Regions from separate parts of the Homo sapiens genome. Here region 1 is linked to region 2. A link is a loop called in an ENCODE intact Hi-C map of the cell type or tissue named here. Cell type or tissue: PC-3. All regions are shown on one strand. Each heading gives the region's core, and the rest is flanking DNA. Links, peaks and the distances in the headings are about the cores only.

Region 1 (9,391 bases), core at 836-8,835, 88 kb before region 2:
AGGAGAAAACAAAAGATACGGCCTTGCTGATAAAACAAGAATAAGCTATCATAAAAAAGGAACAATAAGAAAATAACTTTCTTAGAGGTGAAAAATGCAATTGCCCAAGTAAAACACCCAATGAAGATAATGAAGATGGTAGCTAGCAGACTGTATAATGCAGTAAACCTAATTAGTGAATTAGAAGATCCTTACAGAGTATCAGTTTAAGGGCTAGGTATGGGGGCTCACACCTATAACCCAAGCACTTTGGGAGGCCAAGGCAGGAGGATTGCTTGAGGCCAAGAGTTCAAGACTAACTTGGGCAACATAGTGAGACTCTGTCTCCACAAAAAAATTTAAAAGTTACCTGGGCATAGTGGTGCATGCCTGTAGTCCCAGCTACTCTGGTGGCTGAGGTGGGAGGATTTGCTTGAACCCAGGAGTTCAGTGCTACAGTGAGCTATACACTTGATCTTAGCCAAAAGGCTGAGAAGCAATGCTGCAGTGAGCTATAATAGGGCCACTGCATTCCAGCCTGGGTGACAGAGTGAGACTCTTTAAAGAAAAAGAAAAGAGTATCAGCTTAAGAAATTCTCCCTAGGGGCTGGACATGGTGGCTCATGCCTGTAATCCCGGCACTTTGGGAGGCCAAAGTGGGTGAATCGCCTGAGGTTAGGAATTCGAGACCAGTCTGGCCAACATGGTGAAAGCCTGTCTCTACTAAAAATACAAAATTAGCCGGGCATGGTGGTATGCCTGTAATCCCAACTACTTGGGAGGCTGAGGCAGGAGAATCGCTTGAACCTGGGAGGCGGAGGTTACAATGAGCTGAGATCGTGCCATTGCACTCTGGCCTGGGCAACAGGAGCAAAACTCCATCTTAAAAAAAAAAAAAAACCTGAATAACTGAGGCAGAAAACAGTTGTCCAATAATGATTCCCCTCAAACAGTACTGAATCCATATAATCTTAAAGATGATTTCTATCATACCTTCAAGGAATAGATCATTTCTATGCTAGAAAAGATGCAAAATTTCTCCATTTATTTTCATAACATTGATGGTAAAACCTGTCACAAACTACACATGGGCCAGGCATCACAGCTCACATCTGTGGTCCCAACACCTTGGGAGTCCGAGGTGGAAGGGTCGCTTGAGCCCAGGAGTTCGAGACCAGCCTGGGCAGCAAAGTGAGACCCTATCTCTACAAAAAAAAAAAAAAAAAAATTTTTAAGTAGATGGGGACAGTGGTATGCACCTATAGTCCCAACTCACCAAGAGACTGAGGTGGGAAGATACCTGAGTCCAGGACTTCAAGGCTGCAGTGAGCTATGATCATGCCACTACACTCCAGCCTGGGTGACAGAGGAAGACCCTGCCTAAAAAGAACCCAAAAGTCAAAACAAACAAAAATCACCATACACACAAATAATAATACCAACCAACTGTATAAATAAATATACATGCAAAATTCCAAACAACACATTACCAAATTAATGGAATAGTACATCATGACCAAAAAAAAGTTCATTCTAGAAATGTGAGGATGGTACCATTATTAAATCTATGACTAATACTAAGAGATTAAAAAGAAAAACCCCTTGTTTATCTCACTAGATGCTAAAGTGGTTTTTGATGGAAATTCAACATTTGATCATGATAAAAACAGTTACTATTCTAGTAACAAAAGGGTACGTGTACCACACGGTCTACTGAAATGAATAATAAACATTAAACTTAACACTGATATATTAGAGGCAGTTTCATTAATGACAGAACAAGATAAGGAAACTACCCTCACTGCTATTAGTTTATATTGCTCTGGAAGTTCTACCCAATGAAAGAAAACAAGAAAATAGAAATGTGGCACAGATATTAGAAAACTCTTTCAAATGATTACTATTTAGAGACAACTATTATTTTCCAAAACTTCAAGCAAATAAAAAAATAATGAGAAATTAAATCATATAAGATAAATATAACAATCAACTGTTTTCCATTAAAACAGCAATAACCAGTTTCAGAAGATGATGTGGAAAAAAGATCTCAGTCACAATAAAAACAAAATATATATTCTGCTCAGGAATAAACAAGAATACTACTGGCTAAGTAGATAACCATTTGTGAAAAAACTAAAGTCTTATAACTTGTAAAGCCACATAAAACATAAAACCATAAAAGCAACAAAAAGAAATAGATTATTTTTATACTCCTGGGCTACAATTTTAACATCAAAGGTGCTAACTATGAGGAAAAAGAAGGACAGGTTAGACTACATAAAAACTGAAATGTATTATATTGTAAAAATATATTATATACCAAGATAAAAGAAAAATGACATGGTCGGGCGCAGTGGCTCACGCCTGTAATCTCAGCACTTTGGGAGGCCAATTCAGGTGGATTACCTGAGGTCAGGAGTTCCAGACCAGCCTGGCCAACATGGTGAAACCCCATCTCTACTAAATATTCAATAATTAGCTGGGTGTGGTGGCAGGCACCTGTAATCCCAGCTACTCAGGAGGCTGAGGCAGGGAGAACTGCTTGAACTCGGAAGGCAGAGGTTGCACTGAGCCAAGATCACACCACTGGACTCCAGCCTGGGCGACAAGGCGAGACCCCGTTTCAAAAAAAAAAAAAAAAAGAAAATGACAAACAAATATATGACAGAGTTAATATACTTAACATACAATGAGTTTTTATGAAGCCATTACACAAAGATGAAGATCTCAATAGAAAAAAACAAGGCAAGGGGTTTGGACAGGCAATTCACTAAAGAACAAAAAGATACACAAAACATGGCTTTATATTAAAAAACAAGCAGTATAGCTACAATGATATTCATCATTGCAACACTGCTTATAATAGGAAGAAATTAGAAAACTAAACATTCAAAATAGAGGACTGGATAACTAAATGATAATATTCATATTATGCAGTACACTACAACCATTAAAATGATATCACTGTGAAAGGGAGATCTTGTCTATTAAGTGACATACAGGTGGCAATCAAAATTTTTGTTTCAAAAAGCAAATGTATATATATTTTATACATTTATGTAAGTATATGTAAATCTATACATTTTCTCTGTAGAAAAATGTCCATTTTACTTCTGAATAATGGGATTACAGGATGATTAGTTATCTATTGCTGCCTAACAAATTATGCCAGAATTCAGTGGCTTAAACAAAAACATTCATTATCTCAGTTTCTATGGGGAAGGAATTTGGGAAGGAGCTTAGCTGGGTGGCTGGGCCTCAGGGTTTCTCATGAAGTTTCAGTCAAGATGTTGGCTGAGGCTACAGTTGTATGAAGGCTGGACTGTGGCTGAAAGATCCAATTCCAAAAAGACTCACGTACCTGTTCACAGGAGGCCTCAGTTCCTTCCGTGTGGCCCCCTTGAAAAGGCTGCTTCCTGACATGGCAGCTGGCTTCCCCCAGAACAAGATGGAAGCTACAGTGTCTCTTATGACCTACCCTAGAAAGGTATTTCTTATTTTTGCTACTTTCTATTTACTAGAAACAAATCACAAAGTCCAGCTGCATTCAAGGCAAGAATTACGCTCTACTTCTAGAAGGGAGGAATATCAAACAATTGTGGACATGCAATCATGTACCACTTAACAACAGGAATATGTTCTGAGAAATGTGTCGTTAGACAATTTTGTCACTGTGTGACCATCAGAAAATGTACTCACACAAACCTAGATGGGATAGCCTGCTACACACCTATGCTATATGACACACCCTATTGCTCCTAGGCTACAAAGCTGTATCGCATGCTACTGTATTGAATACTGTAGGCAACTGTAACACAATGGTAAGTATTTGTGTATCTAAACATAGAAAAGGTACAGTAAAAATATGTTGTTATAATCTTATGGGGCCACCATTGTATACAAGGTCTATCATTGACAGAAACATCATTATGCAGCCCATGACTGTATTTTGAAATACACACAGGTGACCTGTGGCATACTCAGAAAAAGATATGTAATTTATTCCTGCATAGGAAAGTTAATTTCACAAATACACACACAGGCACACATACAGACATATAAAGAGACAACTTAAGCAGCAAAAATCCTCAATAGGCATGATATGCCAGCCACAAAAGGTAACACAATTCTGGGTTGGAATAAAAAAAAATGGCACCCAGAACAAGTTCCATGATACTCTGTCCCACTTAGACTACATCCAGAATGTCCTGTTCACCTCCAAGTAGCACTCTTAGTAAATTCAAAGTGGAAAGTGAACAAACTAGGACTCATCACTTAGGTAAAGTTACTTCAGAGTAAAGAATAGCCTGGAGGAAAACTGGAGGTGTTTGGCTTGAAAGAGAGAAGACTTGACCAGGCATGGTGGCTCATGCCTATAATCCCAGCACTTTGGAGGCCAAGGTGGGTGGATCACTTGAGCCCAGGAGTTTGAGACCAGCCTGGCCAACATGGCGAAACCCTGTCTCTACTAAAGATACAAAAAGTATCCCAGCATGGTGGCATGCACCCATAGTCCCAGCTACTCAGGAGGCTGAGGCATGAGAATCACTTGAACCCAGGAGTTGGAGGTTACAGTGGGCCGAGATCACACCATTGCACCCCAGCCTGGGTGACAGAATGAGACTGTCAAAAAAAAAAAAAAAAGGAGAGAGACTTGAGGGGGAGAAAGAACAGGAAAATCATTACCTTCAACTATATATAGGGTTGTTACGGCGAAAAGTTAAAAGACTTAAGAGGTAGAACTTGAACCAATGAGTCAGAGTCACAGGGGTGCAACATGGCTCATTAAAAGGCAGAACTGTTTAGTAATTAGAGTTAAGAACCAGAATGTGCCACTCAGTGAATATCCCAGGTGGCGGCAGGAGCAGTTCATGGTGCCTGAGGAGGCATGGTGCTTCTGCTCCCTCTAAGGGTCATGTCGAAACAAGTCTTTCCTTACTCAGACTGATGTGGCTGGAAACCAACTCTATGGCCTCTGCCAAAGCCATAGTCTTGACACCAGGGCCTAAGCCATGAGGTGTAAGTGAAATGTACTGTGCTTGGCATAGTACAGTGCCTGGCACATAGTACATGCTCATAAATGTTAGCTGTAACCTCTCCCATTGACTCAAAGTGTGACTGGAACCTCTCTAATATCCCTTCTAATTTCTAAGACTTTATTTAAAAAGTTAAAATCACTATAATTAGCTATTAATCCTAGTGGTTAGCTTAAGTAATAATATAAATACTTAAGTGTAGGAATGACAAAATTCATCTTCAAAGCCATCCATGATGGTTGGACATGCTTTGGGAAACCACAAACAACAGAGGCAGTCACTTAGATAGACATATAAAAACCACAAAAATCAAAACTGCACATATTCAAACAAGTCATATCCTCTCTGGTGTATGTGGTCTGCTTTCTGGAATGAAGCTATTTTAAAAAGGATACTCAAACTGGGCTACTTTACTCACTGAGAGTAAATTAAATTATGACAATTAGATTATTCACCCATGCCTGCCAACTACCCACCACAACTAAAAACTTACTTTTTGGGTGCCAGCAGCCTGGATATTCTGCCATGTTGCTACAGGTTCTGTAGCTACGTGCCATTCTGGGTAAGTTTTCGTGAGTAACTTCACAAACGTGGACTTTCCCACAGCTGCAATGCAAATAGCATGTATTGGGATGCTTCCCAAATCAGGGCTGAAGGAGAAGGCTGCTACTAAACTCTGCCACAAACGCCCAAACTCAAGGGAACAAGTATTAGTTTTCTGAATTTCAAACTCAGCAGCCGTACCATTGTCAGACTGATAACAGATCAATTCATGCTAACCAGAACCACCATAATGAATACAGCCAATAGGGAGGAAAAATTCCTTTTAAGATTTAATTTGCAATTTCCATGTCTCAACCTTCCAGAGGCAGAGCATTTAATAACAGTTGAAAATGTAAAAGTAGATGAAATCAGCTCCATAAGTTCTATCACTTGAGTCACCATTCTATTTGTACTGTGACAGTGTAAAATTTCTAAGTTTTTCAAGACAAAAAATAAAAATGATTATAATCTCATTCATTCAACAAATCTAAAAAATATTCATGGAGTGCTGACTATGAGCTCAGGACTGTCAGGAACTGTGGGTACAATGGTAAACAAAACACAGAATGGATTTTGTCGTCACAGAGCTTGTATGGGTGATACAAACGCACAATTAACTACTAACATATTGTGTTAGGTGCTAGGAAAAAATGCAGGATGGCACTAATATAGCCCAGGAGGTCAGAGGAGACTCCCTTGAAAAAATGACATCTGAGGTAAGACCTAAAAGATGACAATTCATGCAAAGGGAGTAGCATATGCAAAGACCTGAAAGAGAGAAAGAACTTGACACACAACAATACAGAAGTTTGAGGCCCTAGAAGAAGCCATACAGTATGGCTACAGCATGAGCAAGTGATGGAGAAGTGGCTCAACATGGGTGTGGCCAGACAGGGAGTCCAGGGCCAGGTCATACAGGGCTTTGTAGTTATGGTAAGAAGACTGAATTCTATTCTAAGGGCAATGGGAAGTTAGTGAAGATTGGTTTTAAGTAGGAAAATTATAAGACTCCTTCTCATTTTTAGAAGATCACTCCACTAGCTGTGTAAGAATGGGCTGAAGCAGAAGCAGGCAGACTAGTTAAAAGATATAGCAGCTTGCCCCGAGGTGATGGCAGAGGAGTGAAAAGTAGTGGTTGTTTCGAGAAATATTTTGGAGATGAAATCAACCTAGTACCACAACATTCAAGTTATCTTTTCCCATTTATACCAATGTTTGGCCCATACCTCCATGAGCTCCAGAGACTATTCAAGAACTCTCCAGACATCTCCACTTGGGACATTCCACAAACACCTCAAAGTCAACATATTTCCTAAATGAACTAATCATCTTTCCCACCAAATTGAGCTTCCTCCTGTATCCCAGACCTCAGGGTATGAACACACCATCCACTCACTGACAGAAGTCCCTCCTCTGCCAAACCTCAGTGGCCACCAAATCCTTCTGCATTTGCTTCTACATTTTTCATATTTGTCCTTTTCTCTCCATTCCCACCTCCATGCTCAAGACCAGCCTCTTATCATCTCTTGCCTTTCTGATGCTGGCCTTGCTCTCTTCAATCCATGCTCCATACTGTGGCCAGACTGAATATGAAATAACACTGCTTACAATCTTTTGACAGCTCTCTATCGGCTAACTGGCTATAGCAAGGGCAAGCAATGGAGGAGTGGCTCAAGATGGGTGTGGCCACATGGGCAGTCCGGGGCCAGATCACATAGGGCCTTGTGGCCATGGTAAGAGGTCTGAATTCTATTCTAAGTGCAATGGGAAGTTAGTGACATCTGAGCTAAGACCTGAACAAGCTTCATGACAAACTCCAAACTCTTTAACATGGTCTGCAAGACACAAGAAGATCTGATCCCTGTGTATGCCTCTCTGGCCTTGGCTTTCCTTTAGGTAGCCTACCCTCCTGCAGGACCAAACTCCAATCATGCCATGTTCTCTTGCAAATATGACTTTGCATATGCTTTCCCATTTCCTGAAGCGCCTCCTCTCCTCACCTGACCAACTCTTACTCAATCCTCAAGGTTCTGTTTAGATGAACCTCCTGTGTGAAGCCTTTCCAGATCCTGACACCTCTAAGCTGGATTAGCTAGTCCTCCTTTCTGCATGGTTGGTATTCTGGGTGAGACTCCATCACTGCAATTGTCATTGTGTTTCTCCAGCTACAGGATGGGGCTCCTCCAGGGTAGAAAACAAATTACAACCTAATGACCTAGCTGAATGAATAAAATACACAATATATTACTAATTTCAGTTCCCTCTGAAACCTACATTTGTGAAAAATAAAAAATAAATCTTAAGACTGTATCTGGACCTCAATCTCCTCTATCAGAAGTAATCTTTCTCAAGGGAAAGAAGGGGGGCATCCTTCCACTTATGGTTACTGATTGGGGTGCTGATGTCTCAGCATAAGAACCCACACATTTAATAGATGACATTTACTACATGCCACCCCAACTCCTCTCTGAATAGGCAGGATAAGAACAAACAGCATGAATCTGTGGATTTGTACAGTCACGCTCATCTCTCAGTCCCCACCTCCACCTAACTTGTGTGTGCTTCTTCACATCTGTTCGATCCCTGCTCTTCCCACACTCCAATGAATAAATGCCCTCCCCTGCTCTTCCAGGCCTGTGTCTAAATCCTTTCCCCCAGCAAGCCTAAGGTGCCACTTCTTCAGGACTTCTCTAGCTCTGAATTCCTACCACACTGGTCAGGTGCGAAGTGGTTGAATGTGTATATTATCAGATACCTGTCTGCCCTGAGTAAGCCCTCGCTTAAAATATTTGGCCCAGATGGTCAATATTTAGATTGTAGGTTGTTTAACAAGTCTAAAATATGGTCCCTGCTATTTAATAGCTAAAAAGCTATTTTAATTAAATGAAAAGATAAACGTAGCTGATTTGTTAGATGGCTGGGATTGAACAATTGTTAGAATTACTTATATTTTTTAAAAGTTAAAAACAATTACCTTAAAAAACTGTTGCAGATGGAAAGGAAGGGCTCTGAGGTCAGACACTATTAGTTCATCTAAGAGCAGTCAGGACTCCAAGAAATTGACTCATGCAATTTAAACACATTAATTCTAGAATGCCAACAAATTAGATGTAACAGGAAATATACAGTTCCAATGACTGGAACAATAACACCTAATACTCAGGGTACTCTGTAACCCATGCCCCATTCCAAGGCTTCTGGAAAGCTAGTTTAGTAATCACAAGGCAGCTTCAGCATACAATGACAGTAAATGGTGGTGAAATGTCCTGAGAGCTGTGCCATCCATGTTTCTCAGCCTTGGAGAGCCTGGGTAATTCACTACAGGGCAGTATTTCTTAAACTAATTCCACTGGAACTGAGCTGTGCCAGGTACCACCCACAGATGTGGAATAATTACTTTAAAAAATAATTCAAAGTTACATGGTTTTATTAAAGCCAGACACAGTATAACTTTCTCAGTGCTGTGATACCTGATCATCATAGATTTTTTTTTTCCCTTCTTGCTGGGGTGTTGTTTGTTTGTTTGTTTTGACAAATGTTTCAAGATGTTCACAGGGGGTTCCTAAGAGTGGTGGTGTTTTGCTCTCCATTGCTTCAGAAGCCTCCTCCTAGTGACCAGAACACCCCTGTCTACAGAAAGCCATACTTCTTCAGCCAATCTCTTATGATATCACTATCTCAGACTTACTGCAATTTAGTTAGATCCCAGCTTAGCTGCTATCTTTCCTTTTGAGATGGGGGTCTCTCTCTGTCACCCAGGCTGGAGTGCAGTGGTGTGATCTTGGCTCACAGCAACCTCTGCCTCCTGGGCTCAGGTGATCTTCTCACCTCAG
Region 2 (8,000 bases), core at 1-8,000:
ACTGACAGAAAAGCACAGACAATAAAGACATGCAATTGACTAGCGTTTTCAAACCTGCTGTCCAAAAAAACAAATCTCCTGAGGAGCTTGACAAAAGCCCAGACTCCTGCACCCCACTCCTAGAAAGAACCATCATGAAGGAACATTTTTCTTGAAAGCTCACTAAGTGATTCTTATGTGCAGCCTCATCTGAGAAGCACCATTCCACAGGGTGCTGTGATGAGCTCACTGTGGAAGAAGCCTTCAGGACAGGAACGTGTTAGCTCAGTGCAGGCAGCAAATCCACACACAAGTCTTCATGGGGCATGTAAGGACTTCAGTGACCACAAAGTTTCTACCTGATGAGAATATAATCCTTTAGGCTGCTAAAGAGCAGTGGCCTGTGCCAACACCACCTTCCATCCCATGGTTAGAGTCCAGGATTCTAACTGGGAGCAAACGTGGGTAGCCAGAAAGATAATAAAGAGACATAAGCAGGGACTCAGTAAACAACTCTTAAACAGAATCAAAAAACTTTGCCATGATCCCCTGCTCCTCTCTAACTACTGTACCTTCTCTCCCTCCTTCCTTTCACAGTCAAGTTTCTTGAATGAATAGTTCATTATGTTCACTGTGCCCATGCTGCTGGGGATAGAGGAAGGCACTTTGACAAAGAGAAAACAATATACCGAAGGAGCAGAAATGAGCAAGGAGGGTGAATGCTGAAGGCAGCCTGGGTACCTAAGAGGGAAATTTTCCCTAAAGGGAAATGGCTCAGATAGCGCTGAAACATGATGAGGAGTGCCTTGAGTTCTGGGCTGGAGGTTTGACAACAGTTGGTGATCAATCCATAACCATACTTTTGACCTGGGCAGCTGATTCATAGTTGACAAGGTTAAGAAGGAAGAACTGATCTTTTGCATTTTCCTCTGGCCAATTTTAAGATCTGAATAAATCTTTCGGTCTGCTTTTCGTTTGTTTTTGAGATAGGGTTTTCGCTCTGTTGCCCAGGTGCCCAGGCTGGAGTGCAGTGGTGTGATCACGGCTCACTGCAGCTTTGACCTCCCAGTCTCAAGCGATCTTCCTGCCTCAGCCTCCCAAGTAGCTGGGACCACAGGCGTGTGCCACCACAAATGCATAATTTTTTTTTTAATTTATAGAGATGAGGTCTTGCTATGTTGCCCAGGCTGGTCTTGAACTCCTGGCCTCAAGTGATCCTCCCACCTTGGCCTCCCAAAGTTCTGGGATTACAGGTGTGAGCCACCATACTCAGCCTGTTTGTTTTTAATCCCGAATTAGGAAGGAATGGTGCAGAAATATGGAGGAAAAAAAGCTGAACTAGCTGGGCACAGTGGTGTGTGCTTGTAGTCTTAGCTACTCAGGAGGCTGAGGCAGGAGGATCACTTGGGCCCAGGAGCTCAAGGCTGTAGTGCAGTATGATTGTGCCTGTGAATAGCCACTGTATTCCAACATAAACAATGTAGTGAGACCTCATCTCAAAAAATAAAAATAAAAAAGCTGAACTACTATCAATTTAGGCTTCAAATCTGTTCCCAACTGGACCCTCACTGATACTTAAAACTCTTTTATTCATTTGTAGCTAAGTTCTACCTGAAGTCTGTACAGTAATGATTCTAAACTTTCCCCCATCTCCTCCAGTTTCTAATTCCTCCTTGGTCTCCCTCTTGCTCAACAGCAGACCTAGACTCCAACCTTATTGAGGTCAAGATTGTCTAAAACGTGTTTCCTCAACTCCTCCAGACATCATTTCAAAAATCTCTCTGGATCTTCATTTCCGTTCATTCAATCTTGTCTTGGAGGAATGGATGTTTTTCCCCCTGTGAAGATGAATCCCTCTATGTACTTCTCATTCGATCCTTCCTTATCACCACATTACCTTGTCTCTCCTGCCCTTTTACATCTCCATTGTTGGCTCATTGGGCATAAGAACATGTTCAGAAAACTACACACAAGAATGTGGATAAACCTTCAAAATGTTGAGCAAAAGAAGCAAGACACAAATATACATATGGTATAACTCCATTTACAAAAAGGTAAAAGCCAGGCAAAAGTAAACTATAGTGTTTAGAGATACACATTGAAGTGGTGAAATTATAAACGAAGCAAGGAAGGGAGGACTTCCCTCCCTTAGGGCATGCATGCTCCTGACAGTGTTCTGTTTCCTGACCTAGGTAGTGTATGTACATAGATATTTGCTTAATGATTTGTTAAAGTGTACATTTAGTTTCTTTTTTTCCCAAGACCAAGTCTCGCTCTGTTGCCCAGGCTGGAGTGCAGTGGCGTAATCTTGGCTCACCACAACCTCCGCCTCTGGGGTTCAAGCAATTCTCCTGCCTCAGCCTCTCGAGTAGCTGGGACTACAGGCATGCGCCACCATGTCCAGCTAATTTTTGTGTTTTTAGTAGAGACAGGGTTTCACTATGTTGGCCAGGCTGGTCTCGCACTCCTGACCTCGTGATCTGCCCGCCTTGGTCTCCCAAACTGCTGGGATTACAGGCTTGAGCCACCGCACCCGGCCTAAAGTATATATTTAGTTTCTGTGTGCTTTCTTATTACATGTGTTATATTTCATCAAAACAAAACATGTTCAAGCCTTTCACTTTGAACAATCAACCAAACATTCTCTCAACCCAACTTCTCCTTAAACCACCATTCCATGTTTCTCCTTTCCTCTAGAGCTAAGTTGCTCAAAATGGTAGTGTATACTTCATTGTCTCCACAAACTTAATCCCTATGAGTTCTTAAACTCTTACAGTCTACTCCCATTAATGCCTAAAACACACTAAATCGAGATCCTCAATAATTTCATCAAATCCAGGCCGATCCGAGTCTTCACCATTCTGGAGCTCTCCATAGGATGTGACATGGTTAACATCTGGAAATTTTTTCTTAAAGCCTTCCTTGGCCGGGTGCGGTGGCTCATGCCTATAATCACGAGGATCACAAGGTCAGGATTTCGAGACCAGCCTGGCCAACATAGTGAAACCCAGTCTCTACTAAAAATACACACACACACACACACACACACACACACACACACACCTGGCCAACATAGTGAAACCCAGTCTACTAAAAATACACACACACACACACACACACACACACACACACACAATTAGCCAGGCATAGTGGCGGGTACCTGTAATCACAGCTACTCAGGACACTGAGGCAGGAGAATCACTTGAACCTGGGAGGCGGAGGTTGCAGAGCCAAGATTGCGCCACTGCACCCCAACCTGGGCGACAGTGTGAGACTCCGTCTCAAAAACAAAACAAAACAAAAGAGCCTTCCTCCTCCTATGGCTTCTGTGCCTTACCACTACCCTCACCTTTTTCATACATCTCTTTGCTCCATTGCTAACTACATTCTATGTTACATTAGGTAGCCTGTCCCCCAAGTTGCCAGTGAACCTTTTCTTGCTCTAGACTCTTCTCCTACTTCCAGGGCTTCCAAGATCAGCACTAAATAGTGGATTCCCAGAGCCCTCTCTCCTGCTTTGACTTTGCTCCCAAGTTCTAGCCCTACATTGCCAACTGGCTGATAACTACCTCCAGTGATTTAATATCTCATCAATACCTGAAATTTAACATGCTCAGAACTGAACCCCACTTTCAAACCAAATCCTTCTCCTGGATCCCCTACTTTTGCTTATGAGATGATCACTGCAAGGCCCCAAATCTCTGAGTCACCATTGACTCTGAGTCATCATCCTCTATTACTCATTTCCCAAATCCTCTGAAATCCTACATTCATCTCCTCCTTCCCAAACACACTAGCATCACCCTAGCTCTTATCATTATTAGGCTTTATCAGCACACTAACCTCTTAAATCATCTCCTTGCCACAACCTACCTTAAAACTGTATTTATGTTAAATTTTCTAAAGTATGGCTTTAATCATATCATTGCTCTACTCAAAAACCTTTAGGAATTTTCCACTTACTAAAAAGTGGAACAATTCTGCCTGTCCACCCCAGACCCTCCAGAACTCGGCTCCAATGTACTACATTAAAACATATCTAGCCGGGCGTGGTGGCTCATGCCTGTAATCCCAGCACTTTGGGAGGCTGAGGCGGGTGGATCACCTGAGATCAGTAGTTCGAGACCAGTCTGGCCAACATGGTGAAATCCCATCTCTACCAAAAATACAAAAATTAGCTGGGCATGGTGGCGGGCGCTTGTAGTCCCAGCTACTTGGGAGGCTGAGGTAGGAGAATCGCTTGAATCCGGGAGGTGGAGGTTGCAGTGAGCCAAGATCTTGCCATTGCACTCCAGTCTGGGTGAAAAGAGTGAAACTCTGTCTCAAAAAAAAAAAAAAAAAAATCTACCACTGTTTCCTGATATGAACCATAAATCTCAGTGAACTGGTCCCCCCAGTGCTCCAGGGACAGAGTCCGCCTCTTCTCCACCTGTCTGCTCCTTAAGGAACTTGCCCTTGGCCCAGCTTGCCAACATTCTACTAAACCCTATCAGGCATGGTCCCTCCTTCCTCTGAATTCCACAGTGCCTCGCTGGCACCTCTTGTGGCCTTTAGCACGTTCTGCCCCAGGTGAAGTTATTAATTGTCTATTTATTTAATCTCCTTCATGAGGCTAAAATCATACCTTACTCAAATTTGTATGCCCTGGCAGATAAGGAACAAGTTTTCTCTCCCCCATCTACTACAATGGGGGTGGGATGGGGATACACAATAATAGGCAAATCATCAACATGAATGTAATTGAATAGAAGAAAGGACAGAAGGCACATGGGACTGCCTCACAGGTCAGTCTTTCCCAAATTCTGGCATACAAGTATGTGTAATCCAAGAATAAGCCAATTTATTTGTAACTCTGTCATACAGCATAAAATGCAGCTTGGGCTATGAGAGTGAGGGGTTGAAAAGGAATAGAAAGAAAAATTTAAAAATAATCTTTAGGGAAGGCATTATATTTTACCTGAACATTACCAGAAGGCTGCACAAGATATGCAGACACTTGAAAATCATGTGTATTTATAGCCCTTCTTGTTTATATAAAGGTGCTTTAAGAAAGACCAAATGCAAGCATCTGAATTAACCTCCTTGGCTCATTTAAAATATTTTGAATTATATACCTTTAAGGAACATCATCTGTACACAGTAGGCATAGTCTCTAAGGTCAATGTCCACTTATATTCTAGGCCAGCATCCCATCACCAGTTACACTCAGAGGGAAACTGGAACTTTAGGGAAAACAGTTTATTTTTACTAAAAAATAAATAAAAAGTTAAAAAAATTTAAAAGCCCTAAGTGTTCCCAGAAAACAATACCAAAGTGCAATAGTCAAGTATGCTAAGGACTGCATCCAAAAGAGAGAAAAACAATAAATAATCTGGATATAATTGACTTTGTTCAAAGAAACACTCATGTATTTATACCACCATGGGAGAGGCAGAGACTAACTCTCGGACAGCTCAGAATTGCTTACATGAATCCAGCCCAGTGTGATGAGGCCCTGCTGATCCTGTATGAGGAAAAGTTCTTCTTCGTTCTCTGTGTTGCAGTAATCAGACCCAGCACTTTGCTTGGGGATGAGAACATGGGTAATGGTAAATTCATTCCTCATCTGCCAAAGGAGAAAACAGCTGGTCACAATTCCCTGGTGCTCATGCAACCCTGCTCCACTCCATCCCGACAGTGGAAAGGTAAGCATCTATACAAGTGAAAGCCCTTCCCACACAGCAGGAGTCCTGCCACTCAGTGGTTCACAACCTTGGCTGCTGATGCACATTGCCTGGGGTACTCTGTACAGCGACAGATGCAGAGACCAACCCCAGAACTCTGCAGCCTGGGCAAACACCACAGCCCTGAGGGAATTTCCTGCTGTGCCAAACTGCTCTGCTGAGAAGCTCTGGGTAGAGTACCATTTCTCTTCCCTTGCTCAGGTCTAAAGTTGTTGTCCTGTCACTGTTTCCTTAAGCCCTTCTCATCCTGTAAGCCTCGGCTTACATTTACTCTACTTCATTTATTTATTCATTCAGCAGTAATGGGTTCTTTAAGTGCCTCCATTCAGTGACCTTTCCTTCCTCAAAATTCCCAATACTTATACTGTACATATTTTTCAGCATGCTGGTTAGACTTTAGTGCATGTCTGCCTTCTCTCCAAAGTGACTGGGCACTTTTCGTGGACACATACTATGTGCTTTACATATTTTATATTCCCAGGTCCTACCATAAAGTAGGTACCAAAAAAATTGATATGTAGATAATGACTGGATCTTCCTACCAAGTTTAAAATTAGGTATTTCTTACTACTAGCATTAAAATAACCACTTCAATTCAATCAATCAATACAGGGTCACCAAATTCAAAGTGACATGAAATTATGCAGTCCACGGTTCCTTGGTACAAAGAGTAACTGACCCTGGATATTTTCTCTGAGAGTCACAGGATGCCAAGAGGGGAAGAAACAGTTTCGGTTCAGAGAAGAGTTTGGTTTTTTTTTTCTTTTTACCAGTTTTCCACAGAGAATTCCACATGTCTCCACTCCCCGGGCAGTGTTGGCACTGGCTAACTGGAGAAACTGTGGGCACAGCCGCCCAGGCACCACCACATGGCGCAATCCATCGATTGTGGGAACTGTAAAGGAGAAAGGAGAATAGTCTGCGACCACTGAGCCCTGCCTCCTCAAGCAGACCTCACAGCCAGCAGCCCTGGAGGAGCAACATTAAGCCACTGGGATTCCCCCAACTTCAGGCAGTGAGTAGGGATCTCATTCTAATGGCACCAAAAAAAGGGCTGTAAAGTGTCTTCTCCAATCTTGGGCCACAGCTGTAAGGAGCACATTACTTCAAGAAGAGAAAATAGTAGGCTTTAATTATTCAAGTTAAGAAAAGGGCAAACTACTACCTTAAGAAAAGTTTTCTTAAAAATAACCTTAAGAATGTAATTGGATTGTTTGTAACTCAAAGGATAAATACTTGAGGGGATGGATACCCTATTCTCCATGATGTGCTTATTTCATATTGCATGCCTGTATCAAAACATCTCATGTACCCCATAAATACATACACCTACTATGTACCCACAAAAACTTAAAAAATAAAAGTAAAAAATAAAATTTAGGGGGGAAAAAGACACAAGTTCTTGAAACATTTGGGAATTTTCTGTCAGAATCTAATACAAAGAATTAAAAAAATAACCTCCCTGCTGTGGTTTGACTGTGTCTCCCAAAGTTCATGTTTTGGAAACTTAATTCCTAATGCAAAATTATTGAGAGGTAGGATCTTTAAGAGGTGATGAGGCTATGAGGGATCTTTGTTTGCCCTTCCACCCTTCTGTCGTGGGATGACGCAGCAAGAAGGCCTTTGCCAGGCCCCTGGGTCTTGGACTTTCCACTCTCCAGAACTATGAACCAAATAAATTTATGTTCATTATAAATTATCCAGCCTCAGGTATTCTGTTATAGCAGCACAAAATGGACTAAGACACTGCCCATTCATCTGAACTTTTAATTTTAAATCTCTTTTATCTCAGATAAGAATATCAGAGTATGACTTTAAAAGAAATACACTGGTGTATATTCTTGAGAATGGAAAACAATCTGGGCAGTTATTTACTTCTGAACTTACTCTTCTGGAAGAAGTTAAATGCCAAACCACAACAAAATAAAAAATACAGTGTAGTCCCCCAAAAAAGGCATGAACAAAGCAGCTCATAAAAAATGCCAAGAATGGACCCAGTTTCTGAACACCATGGAGAAACTCTGTGAGACAGCCAGCAAGCTAAAGTTAGGAAGTGTCTCTCACAGCTATATTTTCATATTTAAAAAAAAAAAGTGGGAGGGGAAAGATGTTCTGCTTTTGCGTATTCAACAGCAAGATCTGAATTGCTAGAGAGGTAACAAAGTCAGAGCAGGGGACACAGAGTCACACAGCAGTCTGATGATGTTATCTGAGGATTATGAATTCGGTTTGGCACATTCTTTTCCTTTCACTAAAAAGTTGACAGTCTGACTTTCAAGAATAATATTAGCTCTTCAG

What was found. Peaks named below come from ENCODE experiments on the same cell type or tissue, not always from the same donor. Only the 100,000 strongest peaks of a DNase experiment are listed, where the experiment ranks them.
Region 1: it touches region 2 in a loop (2.6-fold over the local background); 2 of 110 quality-filtered maps call a loop at or near these places.

The regions. Positions count from the first base shown.
Region 1 is chr2:73,935,140-73,944,530 of GRCh38, reverse strand. It overlaps DGUOK (deoxyguanosine kinase), which reads right to left. Exons shown (of 7, transcript NM_080916.3): 2 at 5,509-5,621. Among named protein-coding and RNA genes, the nearest start is that of DGUOK, 13 kb to the right of the region's middle. RefSeq lists an enhancer at 6,694-7,193. In PC-3, for the core only: CTCF peaks have their summits at 4,690 and 4,904; a DNase peak (open chromatin) is centred at 5,350; H3K27ac peaks cover 1,411 bases.
Region 2 is chr2:73,847,960-73,855,959 of GRCh38, reverse strand. It overlaps STAMBP (STAM binding protein), which reads right to left. Exons shown (of 10, transcript NM_213622.4): 6 at 6,473-6,597; 7 at 5,447-5,584. All of the region lies in intron 1 of LOC112268419 (a long non-coding RNA gene), which reads left to right. Among named protein-coding and RNA genes, the nearest start is that of STAMBP, 23 kb to the right of the region's middle. In PC-3, for the core only: a CTCF peak has its summit at 4,528; a DNase peak (open chromatin) is centred at 3,709; H3K27ac peaks cover 688 bases.